Regions from separate parts of the Homo sapiens genome. Here region 1 is linked to region 2. Evidence: read pairs that join two places in POLR2A ChIA-PET (ENCODE). Cell type or tissue: K562. All regions are shown on one strand. Region 1 overlaps ACE (angiotensin I converting enzyme). Region 2 overlaps CYB561 (cytochrome b561).

What was found. Peaks named below come from ENCODE experiments on the same cell type or tissue, not always from the same donor. Only the 100,000 strongest peaks of a DNase experiment are listed, where the experiment ranks them.
Region 1: POLR2A ChIA-PET joins it to region 2 with 5 read pairs; 7 of 35 experiments call an interaction of 5 or more read pairs at or near these places.

The regions. Positions count from the first base shown.
Region 1 is chr17:63,495,989-63,498,488 of GRCh38, forward strand. It overlaps ACE (angiotensin I converting enzyme), which reads left to right. Exons shown (of 25, transcript NM_000789.4): 23 at 406-528; 24 at 810-997; 25 at 1,149-2,385. The coding sequence ends at 1,378. Among named protein-coding and RNA genes, the nearest start is that of ACE, 20 kb to the left of the region's middle. In K562, a CTCF peak has its summit at 2,060 (motif pointing left); no DNase peak of the experiment used is centred here; H3K27me3 peaks cover 218 bases.
Region 2 is chr17:63,436,279-63,438,778 of GRCh38, forward strand. It overlaps CYB561 (cytochrome b561), which reads right to left. Exons shown (of 6, transcript NM_001915.4): 2 at 1,068-1,282. The coding sequence starts at 1,269. Among named protein-coding and RNA genes, the nearest start is that of CYB561, 8.8 kb to the right of the region's middle. RefSeq lists enhancers at 280-1,194, 490-784, 1,195-2,109. In K562, a CTCF peak has its summit at 648; DNase peaks (open chromatin) are centred at 628 and 1,233.

The sequences.
Region 1 (2,500 bases), 60 kb after region 2:
TTCCCTGCCCAGACCACCCTAGTAGATCCACACGGCCCATTTGGCCACACCTTGCCTCTACTTGCATATACCCCAGGGATGGAGACCTCACTGCCTCCAAAGCCACCTGCCAGATCTCTGAAGGCTCTGCCCTGACCCCATGGAGCAGGCCCTCCTGAGTTGTGGAGGCAGCTCTGTGGGTGGGAGGCATCTACACAGGCACGGCTAGGAAGAGGCTCAGACAATGCTAAGAGCTGGGGTGGGGGAGCTCACCCTGATAGCTGTGGGCAGAGTTGGGGGGCCTTGGCTCTGCTGTGCGCATGTGACTTAGCACACATCACATGTGATGTGCAGAAGGGCCTGGGGCCCAGTGGCACAAGGCCCTCAACCAACTCCGCCCCGGGCCACGGCCTCGCTCTGCTCCAGGTACTTTGTCAGCTTCATCATCCAGTTCCAGTTCCACGAGGCACTGTGCCAGGCAGCTGGCCACACGGGCCCCCTGCACAAGTGTGACATCTACCAGTCCAAGGAGGCCGGGCAGCGCCTGGCGTGAGTGTCCTCCAGCCCTCCTTTGTTTCCATGCTCTGGCCTGCGCCCCTGGGCCTTGAGGGGTCTGTCCACTGGAGCTTTTGTGGGAACACTTGCCATTTTGAGCCGGGAACTCCCACCTGCAGCGTGGGCCAGGCCTGATTGCCATCTCCTTAGGCACCTGGAGCCCTGGGGCCCTGGGACAAGTTTCAGCTGGGAGTGGGTATGGAGAGTGGATGTCAGGTGGGGGCAAGAGGGGCCATGTCCTTCTGACTCTGCCTCCCTGTCTCATGCCTCCCCAGGACCGCCATGAAGCTGGGCTTCAGTAGGCCGTGGCCGGAAGCCATGCAGCTGATCACGGGCCAGCCCAACATGAGCGCCTCGGCCATGTTGAGCTACTTCAAGCCGCTGCTGGACTGGCTCCGCACGGAGAACGAGCTGCATGGGGAGAAGCTGGGCTGGCCGCAGTACAACTGGACGCCGAACTCCGGTACCGCCACCCACCCCACCTCCAGCCTTGGGTCTTAACCCCCTCCCCAGGCTGGGCAGCCATGCGGCTGACCTCGGAGCCTGGCCCTGCCCCGCACCCTTGCCCTGCCCTGCCCTGCCCTGCCCATGCTGTCTCCTTGCTTCCCGCTCAGCTCGCTCAGAAGGGCCCCTCCCAGACAGCGGCCGCGTCAGCTTCCTGGGCCTGGACCTGGATGCGCAGCAGGCCCGCGTGGGCCAGTGGCTGCTGCTCTTCCTGGGCATCGCCCTGCTGGTAGCCACCCTGGGCCTCAGCCAGCGGCTCTTCAGCATCCGCCACCGCAGCCTCCACCGGCACTCCCACGGGCCCCAGTTCGGCTCCGAGGTGGAGCTGAGACACTCCTGAGGTGACCCGGCTGGGTCGGCCCTGCCCAAGGGCCTCCCACCAGAGACTGGGATGGGAACACTGGTGGGCAGCTGAGGACACACCCCACACCCCAGCCCACCCTGCTCCTCCTGCCCTGTCCCTGTCCCCCTCCCCTCCCAGTCCTCCAGACCACCAGCCGCCCCAGCCCCTTCTCCCAGCACACGGCTGCCTGACACTGAGCCCCACCTCTCCAAGTCTCTCTGTGAATACAATTAAAGGTCCTGCCCTCCCCATCTGAGTCTGTGTCCCTCACAGGGAAGCCAGGGACAGGGACAGGCTGCTTTCCTGCCTCCTGGCAGTCAAGTGGGTCCCGTTACTAGGTTTGTTCCTCCATCCTCCTTCAGGAGCCGGGGAGGATCCCCAGAGCTCTGCCCCAGCACCTCCTGGCGCTGGCGCCTGTCTTCCCTCCAGCCCAGGCAGCCCGCCACTGTCCTGCCACCGCAGGCAGCCCCTGTCTGGCCCAAGCACTGACCCACGCGGACTCTGGGAAGCAGACATCCTGGGCTGCTGGCCTCACATTTCCACTGGCAGTGGAGCCTTTCCCTGCTCCACAAATGGCCAGGTCCCCCCAGGGGAAGGCTTCCGGCTGTTATCGGCTGCCTCAGGGGGCGAGTACCTTGGAGGGCCTGCTTCAAGGAGGGTGCCCCCTGGAGGGCACACACCAGCCTAGTGCTTACCTTGGCTCCTGCCTGTACCAGCTCCATGACTCTGCTCGGGTGAACAGCCTTGGCTCTCAGACAGCCATTCTAACACTGCCAGTGCAGAGGGGCCTCAGACGCTGGAGTGTAGCAGTGGCTGCACCTGCACAGGGATTAGCTGCCAGCAGCCACCCTGCTGGCGTCCCAGCACACACCTCCTCACTCCCTGCATTGGAGGGAGTGTCATTTTAAGGGACATTTTTATGACTTTTATGTGTATGTTTATGTAGAAATTTGGAAAATACAGAAAACTGTAAAGAAAATAAAAGCCCTTTATATCAACGTCAAGAGATAAGCCCTGTTGACGTTTTGGTGTACAACTTGCCGGACTTCTTCTCAGCACATGTGTATTTTAAATGGGATCACACCATATTTACAGTCATACATCCTTTTATCACTTCAT
Region 2 (2,500 bases):
CAGGAACCGGAGGAGAAAGCCAGGTTCCCTGGGGACCCTGGGCAGCTCCTGGCCTTCTCTGAGGGCACCTAGGGCTGTGTGCACCTTAACACCCCTCCCCCACCCTCCAACCTCCCCCAGCTGTGCACAAAGAGGGCAGGGCCGGAGGCTGCACCACAGTCCCCACCACCAGGACAGGCAGTGAAGGCAGCGCCTCTGCCCTCGTCCCCACCTAAAGGAGCTGCCCGGCCCAGCAGACGCCCCCCTCCACCCACCTTCTTGTCAGGTGTCCTGCAAATTCCAGGCTGTGTTTGAGGTCCACTGTTGGTCACACTGAGGCAACAAGCAGCCTCTGAGTTCACCTGTTAGCCACGTGGCTCCTCACACAGGCCCCCACCTAAGCCTGGGCAGATGGTCCTACTCCTAGCAAGCAGGCGCCTGGCTCCCAAGCAGAACCTTGTGATCCCAGCCTGATCTCCCGCGTCCAGAAGAGGTGGGCAAGGCCAGGTCACGTGAGGAATGCCTCTTAGCTTTCTGCTGCTCAGGAATGGCTGTCACCAGGACCACCTCTAGGAAGAGCGGGTCAACCGGATGCAGATCCCGCTTCCTGGATCCCTGGCCTGGAGGCAGGTGGAGGCCAAGCACTGCCTTGCTCCTGCCCCAGGGGGAGGCGCTCTAGCTCTGCCAAGTCCAAGACCAACAACACACATGCGCGCGCACGCACGCACGCATACAAACTCTCACATATGATTACTTTTTTTCCCTCAATTCAAACCACCCCTGCAGCAGGGCCTGGCTCGGAGCCTCATTCCTTTCCCTCTGCTGCAAGAAGTGCCCGCCTTGGATGCTGTGTGTGGAAACGAGGTGAAAATGCTGGACCAGGCTGGAGAGGAGCTGCCACTCACCAACCTCAGAGCCTGGGTTTGGATTCCATCTCCCCAGGCTCTGAACCAGCTTCTGTCTCTGTCTTTTCTAGAATCTTAGATTTGTCCAACCAGAAGAGACCGCAGGGGTGACAAGACCCCTGCAAACTGCCTCTCAGGGACCCCCACAAGCCCGGGAAAAGAGGAGCGGCCCATGGGACTCACCATTTCCCTGCAGGAAGATCAGGCCTATGACCATGCAGAGGGGGTGCGCGTTGAACTGCAGGTCGCTCTCCCAGGCAATGCCGCCTCGGTACAGCCCGAGCCACGCGCCGGTCATGGCCACCAAGGTCAGGCCCAGCAGCTGGGAGAAGGCCACGTAGTAAGGCAGTGCTGTGGGGGTGGCTGCCGCGGCCCCGCCCTCCATGCTGAGGCAAACGCTGCAAGAAAGAGCAGAGCTCAGAGGAGCAGCGCACAGCACCCCGAGATGCGCACAGCCCCCGCGGATGCACACAGCCCCCCAAGATGCGCACAGGCCCCCCGAGATGTACACACCCCTCAAGATGCGCACAGCCGCCCCCGGAGATAAGCACGGTCCCCCCAGATATGCACAGCCCCCCCCGAAATGCGCACAGCCGCCCCTGCTAGATGCGCGCAACACCCCCCCCGGGTTGCGCACAGCCCCCTCCAGATGCGCACAGCCACCCCGCTAGATGGGCACAGCCCCCCCGAGATGCACACAGCACCCCCAGATGCGAGCAGCCCCCCTGAGATGCGCATGTCCCCCCCACGGATGCGCACAGCCCCTAGAGACTGCGCCTGAGATGCGGCGCGGCTCCTCCCACGGCGGCCCCGCCACCCTCCCCCGAGGCTCCCGCTGGAAGCAGCGCTCGCTCTCCTACCCGCAAGCCCCTTCCCACCCATCGTCCTGAGGCAGAGGTCTCAAGTCTCGGGAGTGGCTGGGGGGAGGGGCCCAGCCTCCCCACGGGGACAGGCGTGACCTGGGACACGACGCCAGGAGTTCCATATGCGGTGAGGGTGCAAGGAAAGATACCCCAAATTCTAGTGAGCTCAAGGGCCCAGTGCCCGGCTTTGTTTTCTGTTTCATGAGGCCCTGGCCTTCCCTGGGTGGGCTTTACAGGTGAGTTACACAGGCAAGCGCGCTCCTTGACGGGAAGGAAGGGGCTGGTCACACCTTTTCTCCAGACGCGTCATGAAGTACATCTCGGGAGAAATGGGAAGTCTCCCTCCCCCATCCTGGTTTTTAACTCCATGCTGGCGATGAGGAGGCCTCCCCACCCCACACCCAGGAGAGCCAGCCCCGCTCCCCCCACGCCCCCGCCCGCCCCCCACCCCGCTCCCCGCCCGGCCGCGCCTGCAGAGTAGAAGTGCCCCGACCATGCTGCACACAGGGACCTGTCAGCACACAGGGACAGGGCACTTCCCCTCCACACCAGGGGCGGGGCGGACCCGCACTCTAGAGGGGCCCTCAGGGAGGTTTCCAAAACTGAAGGCCCCCAGAAACGAGGCCTGCGAAGGGGCCGGGTAGAGCTCAGCACGGCTGTCCCAGGTGCTCGGCCCCACGTGGCCCTCCAGGAGGAAAGGAGAGCGGGTGGTTCCTAGCGAAGCAGCAATGAGAAGGCCCCGCTAAGAGCCCA